Linked DNA regions of Homo sapiens: all the other regions are linked to region 2. The links are chromatin contacts, found by Hi-C or POLR2A ChIA-PET in ENCODE. All regions are on one chromosome and are shown on one strand. The core of a region is the stretch at or near the end of the contact, and the rest is flanking DNA. Distances in the headings are between cores, read along the strand shown. Region 1 holds the start of ZBTB21 (zinc finger and BTB domain containing 21). Region 2 holds the start of MX1 (MX dynamin like GTPase 1). Region 3 overlaps ABCG1 (ATP binding cassette subfamily G member 1).

What was found. Hi-C counts contacts between places; a loop is a spot of excess contacts on that map. ChIA-PET counts read pairs that join two places held with the same protein, here RNA polymerase II (POLR2A). Pooled maps may share reads with other maps.
Region 1: a map with no recorded cell type shows a loop between it and region 2 (38-fold over the local background). The contact joins the promoter of ZBTB21 here to the promoter of MX1 in region 2. A Hi-C loop is called at or near these places in 6 of 37 single-sample maps with no recorded cell type and 10 of 50 pooled maps. POLR2A ChIA-PET finds 5 or more read pairs at or near these places in 1 of 52 experiments (OCI-LY7).
Region 3: a map of sigmoid colon shows a loop between it and region 2 (5-fold over the local background). The contact joins the enhancer-like site here to the promoter of MX1 in region 2. A Hi-C loop is called at or near these places in 3 of 168 maps with a recorded cell type or tissue (ascending aorta, naive thymus-derived CD4-positive, alpha-beta T cell and sigmoid colon), 3 of 37 single-sample maps with no recorded cell type and 13 of 50 pooled maps.

The regions. Positions count from the first base shown.
Region 1 is chr21:42,009,110-42,013,543 of GRCh38, forward strand. It overlaps ZBTB21 (zinc finger and BTB domain containing 21), which reads right to left and starts at 1,251. Exons shown (of 3, transcript NM_001098402.2): 1 at 1,143-1,251. It overlaps ZNF295-AS1 (ZNF295 antisense RNA 1), which reads left to right and starts at 85. Exons shown (of 2, transcript NR_119384.1): 1 at 85-475. RefSeq lists silencers at 424-533, 574-883, 1,324-2,063.
Region 2 is chr21:41,423,713-41,428,530 of GRCh38, forward strand. It overlaps MX1 (MX dynamin like GTPase 1), which reads left to right and starts at 2,527. Exons shown (of 17, transcript NM_002462.5): 1 at 2,527-2,551; 2 at 3,494-3,592; 3 at 4,043-4,154. RefSeq lists an enhancer at 2,194-2,633.
Region 3 is chr21:42,230,984-42,236,042 of GRCh38, forward strand. The region is part of intron 2 of ABCG1 (ATP binding cassette subfamily G member 1); the gene reads left to right. Among named protein-coding and RNA genes, the nearest start is that of ABCG1, 14 kb to the left of the region's middle. RefSeq lists silencers at 3,734-3,933, 3,944-4,013. Within about 2 kb of position 2,193, at least 36 of the 41 ENCODE cell types and tissues checked have a DNase peak (open chromatin) inside an H3K27ac peak, as active enhancers do; they include ascending aorta and sigmoid colon, where a contact is called at or near this core.

The DNA.
Region 1 (4,434 bases), core at 1-2,500, 580 kb after region 2:
CAGGGCTGTGAGCGCTTGCACGAAAGGAAAAACCCCAGGCCGTGTGAAGTCTAACTTTCCCCGTCCTCTCGGTCAGGCAATCCCACCGGGGCACCTGTCTAAAAACACCCCGCCTCCGAACGCGCGCTCTTGCGGAATTCTCCCGAACCGCAGAGCCCTCGTGGCTGGGACCGCATAGCAACCGGGGGCAGAGTGCGAGCCCCCAGCGGTGTGCTGGGATGGAAAAGCAGGAGCCGCTGAGGATGGACTACGGGGCGTGTTCCCGAAAAGCCGGGAAGAGATGTGGCGGGGCTGCCGCGGGCGTCTCTAAGGCCGGCACGGGTGGCGTCTTGACTCCCTGCCCCTCCAGCCGCGGACCTCGGACGGGGGGAAGGGGGCTCCTCCAAGCGGGGAGACGGTCGCCGGCCGAGCAGCAGGGCTCCTGGCCGGCGGAGGGTGCTATGCTCTGCGGGACCGCCGGGAAGTCCCAGACAAGGTCTGCGGGGGCTCTGGAGGAAAAAAAACGCGCTGTGAGGTCCAGGCGTCCGCGGGAGGGGCCGGGGGCGGGGAGGGAGCGTCCAGCGGGCACCGAGCGGTCACGCTCCGGCCACCGGGCCGAGGACGGGGCGGCGGGGCTAGGTCCCGGACCGTGAAGGGAGCGGCGGGTCGCGGCAGGTGCGGGGTCCCCAAGGCCGCCGGCCAGCTTCCGCGCACACCCCGCGGCCCGGGCCGCCGGCCCCCAACCCCTGCCCGGAACAGGAGAACGCGCCCTTCTCCACGAGGCGTTTCAACCGCTCCGCGCGAGGGGCGCGCGCCTGGGCCAGGCGTGTCCCCTACCCCAGGGGCAGCTCGGCCAGGGTGAAGAGTGAAGCCCGTGAGGGAATGGAGCATGCGCATTCGCGAGGGCGAGGCCAAGTGCTGGCAGGGAGCGTGCGCAGTGTGAAGGTACAATCGGCTACGTGGGAACCCGGGACATGCTCGGTGAGCGCCCAGGTCCCGCGCACGCGCAGAAGCGCTCGGAGCCCGCAACCCGCTGGTGGAGAAAAAAGAGGAGAGAAATCACCTCAGAGTTACGTCAGGAAAGGCCGCGTTTTGCGGGGAGGCTGTAGCCTCCCAAGGAGCCCCGCAGTTCTCCTAGAGCTAGGGGCGTGACAGTTACTCACCGGTCTTCAGTCTCGAGGCAGACGCCGGGCCCCTTTCCGCTCACACTCGGCTCGCGCGCGCCGCAGCCGCCGCTGCCGCTGTGATTCCATCCATCTTGAATTTGACGTCATCCCACACCAGGGATGAGGTCATCGCAGGCATCGCTCGTCACGTGCGCGGCACTCTGATTGGGCGCCGGGCGCCGGAGGGCGGGGCGGGGGGGGGGCCTCGCGGCGCAGGGGGACGGGGGAGGGCGGGCCTGCCCGGAGCCGCGCGCCGAACGGACGCTGCCGCGCTGCAAGCCCGCGCTCTCGGTCCATGAGGGGAGCCTGCGGCGGCCGTTAGGGGAGGCGGCCGGGCTGGGGGCCACGGCGAGGAGGCTGAGCGCCCCGGCCGGGTGGAGTCCGTCGCGGCGAGGAGCGCGCCGATTCTCAGGGGACTTTGCCGCCTGCCGGAGGCGCCCTTGCTGCGGGGTCGCCCCGGGTCATTCGGCCGCGGTCCTGCCCAGCTGGGCCGCCAGTAGTCCCCGCTTCCGGCGCGGCGGGATGCGTGGCGCGAGCGCTTAGTCCCTCGGAGGGGAGGACGCGCTCCCGTTCACCGGTGGACGGCGGGCGACTCCCCGAGCCGACGACCCCGACAGCGACGGGAGCGACGCGCGGCTTTCTGACGGGCGCGGGCGGCGAGCGGGGCCCTGCGGTCCTCGGGTCGGCGGCAGACGCTCCCGGCCCGCGAGGAAAGCCCGCGGGAGGCGGCTCCTGCCGCTCGCTAGTCGCTCAGAGCGCTTCCATTTCCTCCTCCCGACGCAACCTGGCCACCTGGCCCCTGGGCGGGGACCCGGCGGCCGCGGCCAGGGCGTCCGGGCTCGTTCGCCGCGCAGATGGGGGTCGGTCCTGACCCCCGCCGGGGCGTCCACAGCGGCCCGCAGGCAGCCGGAGACTTCGCATAGTGCCCGGCTCATCGGAGGGCTGTGATCTTTTTTTTTTTTGCAGAAATATTACAACTCCACTGATGAGAAAACTCACTTCGCTTTCAGTCAAAACCAGAAATTAGATAACAGAAATGCCACACTGTCAACACCGACCGGGAGGAAAGCCTCGCTGGCGGAGACCGCTCAAGGGAGCCCTCCGCGCGTTCTCCCAGCCCGGGTCGCAGGTGGAGGGGGAGTGCCTCCTGCAGGGACGGTTCTCCCGCAGACACTCAAACTCCGGGATGTAAAACCCCTGTTAATAATTGTCAGGGGTCTGTTAATTGCCAAATACAGTTTTTGAAAGTTGTATGCACTAGGTAAAATAATTTATGTAATGTTTGGAAGTATGTGAAAGACAGACATTAGATTGATACAAATTAAAAATTTGTTGCCAAATTAACAGCTCTGTTGTAGATTATTAGTTTGACTAATTTTAAGAGGACTCTTAGTCTTACATAAAGAATCTTGCACCTAAAAATTTTCTCCTACAACTTTAAAACACTTTAAATTTTTTTTTTTTTTTCCTGAGATGGAGTCTCTGTCAGTCCCAGGCTGGAGTGCAGTGGCATGATCTCAGCTCACTGCAGCCTCCACTCCCTGGCTCAAGCCATCCTCCCGTCTCAGCCTCGGCAGTAGCTGGGACTATAGGTGCATCCGTCACACCTAGCTGATTTTTGTATTTTTGGTAGAGATGGAGTTTCACCATGTTGCTCAGGCTGGTTTCAAACTCCTGGTCTGAAGCAATCCACCCGCCTCAGCCTCCCAATGTGCTTGGATAACAGGTGTGAGCCACCATGCCCAGCCTAAAGAGTGTCTGTATTTTGAACTGTATGGTGGAAAAGCACAAAGTGACTGTTCTGAAGGTAGAAGGCAACAGTGATTATAAGTCTTAAAAGAACCTTGAGTTTTAGGTTCCCCTGTGATTAGGCTGGGGGAGTGTGTGCTGTTATCCTAGTTTTATAGGTGAGAAAACTAGTACTGGCTTTACCGCATGCTGGAAGCAGCCTCCCTTGAGCGATCCCTTTCTAGCCACCTGCTTAGCTGTTTTTTTGTTTTGTTTTGTTTTTTGTTTTTTCAACCTTCCTCAGGACGATACACATTGGTGTCTCTGCTTTGAGCTATATGATCAGGCTTTTGGCCTCACCATTTCACTGGAATTGACCTGACTGCCAAATCTGGCAGAAACCGTTGCATCTTTCAGTTGCTCTCTTTGATTTGTGACACGCTTCCAATTGCTTCAGCAGTGATTGCTTCAGTTACGCCTCATTCCCTGGATTTCCCACCTCTTGGCTGACTGCTCCTCCTGGGCCGGCTGTGTTGGCCCTTCTGCCCCTGCCCATGCTCGCACTGGGTTTCTTGGCACACACACCCTATGCAGTCTCATCCATGCTTGGAACATATGCCCAGTTGCTGGAGCCAGGAATGTGGGCACCATGGTGGGCTCCTCCCTCACTTCCAGTATTGGGTCTATCCCCAAGTCCTGTCCGTCCGACCTCCTCAGTGTTTCTCTGGTAACGTAACCGCTTAACTGCTCTCCCAGCCTCCAGGTTTCCTCCTTTAATCCACTCTCACATTACAGCCAAAGCGATTTTTCTAAACAGCAAAAGGGATCATGCCACTCCCTTGCATAGGGTTTAATGGCTCTCCATTGCCTAGGTGAGAGTTCAAACCACAACGCACAAGTGCCTGAGGACTTGGCCCAGCCTCTCCCATCTTTCCCCCACCTCCACTCTGACATGCAGGCCTCTAAACTAGTCTTGCTCTGTCTCTTGCCTCTGGGCTTCTGGGCTTCAAGTGTGTTGTCCCTTCTGCCTGAGCTATTGCCCCCACCACTACCACCCTGTTTTAATGGGATAATTTCATCTTGATTGGTGTTTCTTCCTCCAGGATTCCACCACCTCCCCACCCCACCTGACTGGCATCTTCTCAGCTGTATCTAGGGTTGGTGCTCCCTCCTCTGTGCTCCCATAACACCTGGTGCAGGTTTTGTTGACACCACTTGTGTAGGTGATGTTGGATTTGCCAGCCAGCACCCTCTCATCCGCCCTGCAGGTTTCTTGTTTGCCTCTGCCTGCCCAATGCCTGACTTTCAGTCTAAATTCCTTACCTCTTTCAGCTTCTGGTGGCTGCCAGCATTTCTGAGCTTGTGGCTGTATCACTCCAATCTCTGCCTGTGTGTTCACATGGCCTTCTTCTGTCTGTCAAATCTCCCTCTACTTCTTAGTGTTAGCCGTACACTGAAGCACCCCAAACAGGATCTCTCACACCATAGACACATATGTTCTTTTATACAAAATGCACATTGTTTATGCAGCCACCTCATTAGACACCCTGCGGACAACCCA
Region 2 (4,818 bases), core at 1,277-3,776:
ACTGCTGAATTACACCCCAAAACAACCACCTATACTCCCCAAGGCCCTGCCATATCATATGCATATTAGAGGCAATGAAGCACCAAAATCTAAGGCCAGGGAAGGACTGCGGTGGACAAGGGAAGTGCCTAGGGCGTTAAAACTTAAGGAGGCATTGCACCAACTGGGAGTGAGCTGTGTGTGCTGTGTTTCCTGGGCAGGGCGCCTCACTGCCCTTCCGAGTCCTGCCCTGGCTGAGGTTGTGCCTCTATCTGGTTATCAGTTGCCTGCAGCTCTTTCTGATTTTGTTCGTGAACAAGGGCCCTTAGGGAAGCCTCCCGCTGTTGGAAACAGCAGCAGCATCACCCAGAGTGAAGTCTCTGTTCACATGAGTGCCAGCTCTGCTCACACCTACCCTGCGTTCCCAAGGCACTGTTCCTGCTTCAGAAAGCATCAGCCCAGCCTGCTCACAGTCCCCCAGGATGTGCTGTTGCCTGGGTTCTTGACTAGGAAGTAAAAGGCCCAGAGGGGTTGAGTGTGTGTGTGTGTGTGTGTGTGTGTGTGTGTGTGTTAAAGTGAGGTCATTGCTAATTCCTGGGAGAACTTGTGTTCCCCTTGGATGAACCCCTTGGATGAAGAACCCCTTGGATGGGGTTGCCCAGCCCTAGGAGTGGATCCTGCAAAGCAAAATAGATTTCAGCACAGGGAGCTGGCTGGGGGGCTCCTCCCCCTCTTGTAGGTGCAGCAGTATTGAATTTGATTCCATCCAGGTTTCCCCTGACCCCAGGACCTAAAGCTGGGGCAGGTTCTGGGCCTTGAGGTTGGTTGGGGGTGACCCTTCCTAATCATGGAAGTCTTTAGCGGGGGCTTGTAAGGGACTGTGAGCTGAGCTAAGGAGAATGGAGGTGGGGTGCCAACCGCTCCCAAAGGGAAATGCCATCTCCCACTCACAGCCAGTTAGCCGAGAATGGGAGCTCCCAAAGGGAGGACCACCCATGGGTCTGCTTGACTCAGCCCTCCCCAACCCCTTTCACCTTTGCAGTAAAACTCTAGCCAAGGAAGACAAAGAGACCTTTGGAGACCAAAACAGAACTTTTAATTCGGGCCAACAGCAGGCTCATGCCCAAAATGGCTGCCAACCCCAACAAAGAAAGCAGCTAGCTTATATGTCGTTTGAGATGGGAAAAACAAGGTAGGATACAGGTTTCAGACAAAGACAGTAAATTACTTAACCCGTGACAATTCTGAGGAAACTGGCAATTCAGTTATATTGACTAGTCATCCTCCAAGCTGGACTAGGGTTGGAGGCTGGGGTCCCGAGGCAGGTGATAAGCTTTTGAGATAAGCTTGCATCTGCAACTTGTTACAATGCTGGGAGGGGCTGCTTAAAATTTTAGCCTATGTGTTACTTCTAAATAGCTTATACTAAATGTTAACTGTTTTCATGTGCGTCCATGTGAAGAGACCACCAAACAGGCTTTGTGTGAGCAACATGGCTGTGTATTTCACCTGGGTGCAGGCGGGCTGAGTCCGAAAAGAGAGTCAGCGAAGGGAGATAGGGGTGGGGCCGTTTTATAGGATTTGGGAAGGTAATGGAAAATTACAGTCAAAGGGGGTTGTTCTCTGGTGGGCAGGGGTGAATCTCACAAAGTACATTCTCAAGGGTGGGGAGAATTACAAATAACCTTCTTAAGGGTGGGGAAGATTACAAAGTACATTGATCAGTTAGGGTGGGGCAGGAACAAATCACAATGGTGGAATGTCATCAGTTAAGGCTGTTTTTACTTCTTTTGTGGATCTTCAGTTACTTTAGGCCATCTGGATGTATACCTGCAAGTCACAGGGGATGCGATGGCCTGGCCTGGGATGCGATGGCCTGGCCTGACAACTATTACCTATGTTATGTTTATTATTTTAAGCTTTATTATTACTATTTTATTTATTTTATTTTATTTTCCTTCCACACACCCGTTTCCACCCTGGAGAGGCCAGATGAGCCAGACTCCAGGGAGGCCTAGAAGTGGGCAAGGGGAAACGGGAAAGGAGGAAGATGGTATGGGTGTGCCTGGTTAGGGGTGGGAGTGCTGGACGGAGTTCGGGACAAGAGGGGCTCTGCAGCCATTGGCACACAATGCCTGGGAGTCCCTGCTGGTGCTGGGATCATCCCAGTGAGCCCTGGGAGGGAACTGAAGACCCCCAATTACCAATGCATCTGTTTTCAAAACCGACGGGGGGAAGGACATGCCTAGGTTCAAGGATACGTGCAGGCTTGGATGACTCCGGGCCATTAGGGAGCCTCCGGAGCACCTTGATCCTCAGACGGGCCTGATGAAACGAGCATCTGATTCAGCAGGCCTGGGTTCGGGCCCGAGAACCTGCGTCTCCCGCGAGTTCCCGCGAGGCAAGTGCTGCAGGTGCGGGGCCAGGAGCTAGGTTTCGTTTCTGCGCCCGGAGCCGCCCTCAGCACAGGGTCTGTGAGTTTCATTTCTTCGCGGCGCGGGGCGGGGCTGGGCGCGGGGTGAAAGAGGCGAAGCGAGAGCGGAGGCCGCACTCCAGCACTGCGCAGGGACCGGTGAGTGTCGCTTCTGGGGGCAGCGCCCAGTAACCGCGCTAGGAGCGCGGAGAAGGGCATTGGGAGAGCGGCGTTCGTGGCGGAGACTAGCGCTCCGGAGCACGGGCACGACGGGGGCACCTTCTCGGCTGCTAGTAACTAACAATAATAATAATCATAATCATAGCAAGGGCGCTGATGGGCGGGCTCGGAGCACGCCTGATTCTGGTTCCCACCAGGCTGCCCAGGCTCCTGATGACGCATCAGAAACATCCCCCTAACCCGCGGCCTTCCTGCAGGAGAGGTTGGGAAGGGGTGGGGGACGGGGCTCGGGGGAGGTCTCCGAGGGACTCTAGTAAGCGGGGAAGGGCGCCGGGAAAGTTTCAGATCCACGGCTGCGCGGGCCACGAGCCCACCCGAACGCCGACCACTGCTTTCCGTCGACTTCTATTTCCTGGGAACGCGCGAAAGCAAACCCAAGTCAGACTGCGGAGGTCGCTGGGGAGGGAAGGTTCAAGGAGTTCTCGCCGATCCTGCTGAATAAAGGGGGTTCCGAGCTGGGCCGAGATGGGGCATGCGCGGGAAGACCCCTGCCCGCTGTTCCCCCCCACCGCCCCAGTGGATGCCATGCCTGGGGCCTCCCCGGCGCGTGGGGCTGACGCACCCTCGGGGTCCATCGTAGTTGGCCGGGATCGTGGAGTGGGTGCGGTGGACGAAGGGAGGCAGGACAGTCCCGGGGGTGGCAGAAGGAGCCCGGGCACAGCTGAGACCTGCGCTCCCATCCCACCAACACTCACAGCAGGTGCTGCCGAGCTGGGCAATTGGGATGGCCCAAGTTATTTGGTTAAATTTTAAATCACGTTTGTTACTGGGAAGTAGAGTCCAGTGATGCTAACCGCGCCTCTACCTCCACCACCGGTGTCAGTCCCAAAGGGCTCCTAAAATGGCTGTGTCATCTTTCAGCCTTGGACCGCAGTTGCCGGCCAGGAATCCCAGTGTCACGGTGGACACGCCTCCCTCGCGCCCTTGCCGCCCACCTGCTCACCCAGCTCAGGGGCTTTGGTAGGTAGCAGTGCATTTGGTCTAAAGGGCAAGATGTTCTCTCTTTTATTCATAACAAATTTAAATACCAGCAGGGTTTGGGGGGAAAAACGCTTTCAGAAGAAAAGGTGAATGTCAGTCCTGCAAGAGTTAGTTTTAAAACTAGACTGAATTGGCACATGTATACCTATGTAACAAACCTGCACGTTCTGCACATGTACCCCAGAACTTAAAAGCTTATAAAAAAAGAAAAAACTAGACTGGATTATGTTGGGAAAGTGTAGCCTCTTCCATCTTAGGCATTTCCTAGAACGTAGGCAGTAGGTGGTCCTTATTAGGAGTTTTGGGAGAGGAAGGGGGCTGAATCCTACCTCCCATCCCTGCTCCTCTATGGGGTCTGAGCTGAGGAAGCTTCACCACAAGGAGAGAACCCCCTGACAACCCTGGATGCCACCTTTACCCTCACTGCAGGAATTCTGTGGCCACACTGCGAGGAGATCGGTTCTGGGTCGGAGGCTACAGGAAGACTCCCACTCCCTGAAATCTGGAGTGAAGAACGCCGCCATCCAGCCACCATTCCAAGGTAAGGCAGAAATGAAGTGGGCCGTTGGGTTCTTTCTTTTCTTTCTTTCTTTTTTTTGAGACAAGGTCTCACTCTGTCGCCCAGGCTGGAGTGCAGTGGCGCCATCTCAGCTCACTGCAACCCCCGCCTCCCAGGTTCAAGCGATTCTGGTGCCTCAGTCTCCTGAGTAGCTGGGATTACAGGCACACATCACCACACCTGGCTAATTTGTATGTGTTTAGTAGAGACAGCATTTCACCATATTGGCCAGGCTGGTTTCAAACTCCTGGCCTCAAATGATCCACCCGCCTTGGCTTCCCAAAGTACTGGGATTACAGGCACGAGCCACTGCACCCAGTCAGGTTCATTTTAGTTGTTATGTTAACCAGGTTTCCTGCACCTGTGCGCTAACTTTCACTTTCCCAAAAGGTTTCAGGGTGACCCAGCAGGCAATGAGTGATTCTCAAATTCAGGATTTATTGTGAGAGATTCACACACACAATTGAGCAGACATTCACAGTACAATGATTAAAGGGAGTGATAGGGTAAGGACCCACAGTGGAGGCTCTGGAGGCCAGCCCACTGACAGCCACTCCAGGGAGTCCAGAAGTCCCGCTCTAGTGCTGGGTGGTGGAGGGAAATCTGTTCCTCCAGGGACCTCGTCCTCGGCTGCCCAGCTGCCAAA
Region 3 (5,059 bases), core at 943-3,442, 810 kb after region 2:
GGACTGGACCACCAAGGCACAGCTGTGCCTAGCCCCGTGTTATGAAATGGTGTGGGGTTGCCTTGGCTGTAAACTGATGTATTTTCCTTTTAATTGGCCTGCTTGGATGTCAGCGGCCATTGGCCATTTATAGGGATTTCCTGTCCCTCTGGAGAGGCTCCAGCTTCCCTCTTCTCACCAGGAAGGGGAGGCTGATGTGCATGGCGTGCTTTCTCTCCAACAGGTGAAGCGATTCTCAGAAATCAAATTTACCTCCCAAGATTACCTTGAGGCGAAGTTCAGGTTGAGAACAAATGTAGTCATATCTGGGGCTTTAGAGCGTTTTCTTTCCTATCTGCAGTCAGGCCGTGGCCTCCACATGGTGACGCTCTGATGGAATGGAATGTCGCCTCCTTCTTTGAAACCCAACCCTCCAGGCTCATCCTTGCCAAAAACCAGGAAGGGGTTAAATATTCCGGGCAGCGCCAAGTCAGATTATCTGTATTGGTTTGCTTCTACGCTATAAAAATGCATTTGGACACCTTTCTCAAATTCGGGGTTGCTTTCTCTTAATTTCTATAGCCATTTCACAAGGCCTGTAATGACAGGCCAGCTAAAGTGCATGGAAGGCATCATGAATAAATCCTTTCAGGAATTCCATTAAGGGAAGACTGGATTCCAACCAAGTGCTAGTGACTTGATCCAACCTGCTAGAACAGGGAGGGGAGGCAGCCCGGTTAAAGGCAGAGTGTGGAGATCCTGTGGCTAGGGGTTTTGAGAGGGGCAGATGCTCAGGCTGAAGGGGGATGGATAGTTCCCTAGCATAAGTGAGTTACTTTTGTGCTTCTTTGAGGCTGTTGTGCTAAAGTGGGCTTTCTTGTGGGCCCACAGGACATTTCTTTTAGTCCTTTGCCTTTAATGGAGGTGACAGCTGACCCCTGGTGCAGTGTCGTGGCCCCAGGCCACTTGCAGGGATGGCTTGCTTGAGGCTGGGGCATTGACAAAGAGTCTGCCTTGGAGAATTCAGAGGACTGGAGAACCCTTCTCTTCCCCGCTGGGGCCAGTTCCTAGGTTCTCAGTGGCCCCCAGGTGGGTGGGCTACCACTCAGGCCCTGAGGGGTAGCACTCCTTTGGTGATGAGGTCTTCTGGAACAGTTCTGACCCCTCTGCCTTACAGGGCCCCAAAGAGGCTTTGAAAAAATTTTGAGAATGGACCAACTCTCACAGCAGATTCATGAGAGTTGAATGTTTAGCCGCCATGTGCAAGACCAAAGGGGTTTGCTACTTTCTTGGACAGGCTTCATATCCAAGGGGTCTAGATGCTCCCCTCCAGCCAGCACATTTTCTCCCTGTGAGCACGTTGCAAGGGAAACCAAACCCTCACCAGCTTGGGCCTGGGATCTGGGTGTGTGACTCCTTAGTGTGGCGTTGTTAGCGGTGGCAGCCTCCCTGGACAAGGCTCAGATGGCTCTGCCAACATTGGCCTTGGGGTCTGCTTTTCTCTTTGCCACCCTCAGATTGGCAGGTTCTTTATTTGGACATGTTAATACTTTGTCATTTTCCCAGAGAGTGCTCCTGTTCTTGAACCATCTGGCCCCTTCAGTGCAACTCTGTAGGACTGTGCTCTGCTCCGTGGGGGTTGGTGTCACTGTTTAACTGCTGGAGGATGTTCTTACCACAATCGTTTTCACCTGCATGGTGGGTGCCCCCCTGCCTTCCTCTACTGCCTTGAATAGGCTTGTATCTTGAAAAGTTCACGTTCTCAAATGGAGGCCCTCCCTATAAACCAGAACCTAATCCACCAGTCCAAGAAATCACCAAAGGTGACATTTTGCTGAACATGACACCGTTTCTTTTGTTTATAAATTGGCAGGAAGAAAAATGTTTAGTAACCATACACCTGCTCTTTCTGAGTTCAGTTCTAGAATCAACAGATTAGCTATGAACAAAGAAAACCATGTGGGTCAGATTAAATATATCCTGAAGGACTAAACCGTAAAACTAGGGATTTGTCATGGAGGTGCATTCATCAAACTCAGTTGATGAAGTTCCAACACCTGCATAGGAAACTTACTCTCAAATACAATGTACCCAGTGCCGACTGTTTTTGCTCACATTGTGAAAAAACGCAAAAAGATGGGTTTTCAGTCATGAGTGGTGGCGGGTGGGCCTGCAGGGATCCAGTCTGACCTGCAGCCAAGAGTTTCACTTCCCACTTTGTCAGCTGTGTGCTGTTTGTCACCTCCGTGCTCTGTGGGGTAAATGGCATTTGGTGTCAAAAGTAAGACACACCAGGGTGACTTCAGGGCTGTGATTACATCCAGCTGAGACCTATATTTAGAGTCCAAATCTTGGAGCCAAAAGGAGTCGTGCTGCCGTAGCCCGCCCTCCTGCCCCGTGGAGGGAGCCTTCTTGCACCATTTCTGACAAGGGACAGCCAGCTTCTGTCTGAGCACTTCCAGCAACCAGGAACTGACACCTCCCAGGCAGCCGGGCTATGTTTGCACAACCCTCATTCTTAGAAAATGCTTCTGTCTGTTGAGCTGCAATCTGTATTTGAGCAATGTTCATTTGTGGATCCAGGTTCTGTTTTTTGAAACTCCGTAGACCAAGTTAATCTTGGTCTTGAAATAAGCTCACAAATCAAGGGGAAAAGCCCAGCCAAGTACAGAACAATAACCAAATACATTACAATCCAGAGCTACCTTGAGAGGAGGAAATAAGAAGCACATGGCCCTTGCAGGAAATGAGGTCAGAGTCCTGCTTTGGGAGGTGGGCATCACTGCGGCATCCGCAGGGTGCAGGTCAGTGGGCAGGCGCCCCTGCTGGAAGGTTCTTGCTGTCTGTAAACTGATAAGGGTGGAACCCGCTGGAAGGGCAGAACCTGAGTCACGTTCTTTCTGTTTCTTTTACTGTTATAAGGCAACTTGGTGCCTTCCAACCAAAAAAGTCCCCCTCTCTGATATCTCAACTGCCTGTCTTGAAAGTGAACCTTTTGGCAGGAGTTTTTATGGGATTTCTCAGTTGTTATTTCTCTCCTCCCACTGTTTTGGGAGAAGTGTTTTTTTTTGTTGTTGTTGTTTTAATTAAAAATAACTGGTGTTTACTGAGCAAATCGTGTTTGCTTTATTTGGCGCTTTGCCTCATTAAGCCTTTGGGGAGCAGCATGGGACACACATCAGTATGGGCATCTTCTCCAGAAGGGAAGGAGGGTGGAGGGGGAACGAGGGCCTGCCCAGGACCGCTGGCAGGTAGGGGGCAGGTCCAGGACTGGACTTAACACCTGGAGTCCCAACTCCCTGCCTCTATAAGCGCCACTGAGAACTCATCTCTTTGCAATCGCTCAGACCCAGATAATAAAATAAGCTGGGTTGAGTTTTCCTTACCCAAGACATAAACCCCAAACCCTGCTGACAATGAGGAGCTACAAAAGGCCTCTCCTCCTCCTGGGGCACGTGTTCCGGGAATTCTTTCATGGATGCAGGTATGGGGGCATCTTTGGCCTCTGTCCTTTGTCTGGAGCTCCCCGCACCTGGCTGGGGGCTGCACTGGACACCTCTGCCCACCCTGGCCCTGGGGTTATCAGGCCACCTGGCCTCCACCCAGACGTTCCCTCCCAGGGCGGGATTCATCCTGGCCCGTGGTGATGTGCAGGCTCCCGGAAGGCCGGGCTCTGCCCACTAAGTGTCAGCTCTAACGCAGGCTCTCCATACTGAGTAAAAAAGCCCGTCCTTTCTCTGGCTGGTGCAGGTGCTGACTCTGCAGGCCTGTGGACGCAGGGTGACGTTCGCGCTCTTGCCCGAGCTCAACGCCCGGGAGAAAACAGCGCTGCCGGAGCCCCTCGCGCGCGCAGGTGCGGGCGGGGCGGGTGCGCGCTGCCGCGCGTGTGCAGCGCCCGCCCATCCGCCGCCACCGCCCGCGCCGGGGTTACTACCGGTCAACGCTCGCTAGTAACCTCCGCGGCGGAGCGGCGGCGCGGGGAGCGGCGCGATTGGCTGCGGGCGCCCCGCGCTGTTGCCAAGCGCGAGGAGGCAGCTGCAGCCCCGAGCGGGGTCGCAGCCTCCCTGGGACAGGGGCGGCCCTATGCATAGGGGATCACCCGGGCCATGCAAATCCCGGCGCCCCGCGCGTGCTGGTGTTCTCCTCCCCAGGTCCAGGAACACCGGTCCAGGAAGCCTGAGAGCGCTGGCAGTAGGAAGGGTCGCCAGTGTGGACCTGAGGGTGGAGGTGTTGCCACCCGGGGCGGCCTGCGCTCCATTCAGGCTTGAGCGGTGACTGGGAGACCCCGGGAATGGAAATGGCGCTCAAATGCTGGTGTGGTGTCCGCAGGGGAACGGCCCGCGGGTGTGTGGAGTCTGCGCCCCTGTGGCTTCAGCTGCGTCGGGGGACTGCGGGAATCTTCCAGACTCCAGTTTAAATCAGAGAGGTGTGTCCACGAAAAGAGTCAAACTAAAACATTTAAAGAGATTTATCCTGAGTGACCATGGCCCGTGACACAGCCTCAGGAGACCAGGAGAACACGTGCCCAAAGGGGTCGGGAACAGCTTGGTTTCATACTTTTAGGGAGACGTAAGACAGTGATCAATATTTAAGATGTACATTGGTTCCGTCTAGAAAGGTGGGACAGCCCAAAGGGGGACTTCCAGGTTATAGGTAAATTTAAATTTTTTTCTAATTGGTTAAGTTATTATCGATAGAAAGGGATGTCTGGGTTACGATACGGGGCTGTGGGGACCTAGGTTGTATCATGCGGATGAGGCCTCCAGGCAGCAGGCTTGAGAGAGAACAGACTGTAAATGCTTCGTATCAGACTTAAGGTCTGTGTTGATGTTAATGTTACAGGCTACGATAAGGCATGTCAGACGGACCGCCACTTCCCGTCATGGCCTGAACCAGTCTTTCAGGGGAAATTTTAGAGTGCCCTGGCCAAGGAGGGAGTCCATCCCCATGGTTCAGGGGGCCTTTGAATTTTATTTTTGATTTACAGGTCTTTACTTCAGGTGGCACAATTTTCCTAGGAGACAGTTGATTTTTGATTCCTTATAAAACGTGCTGGTTTTGTTTTTAGCTGACAGTGTGG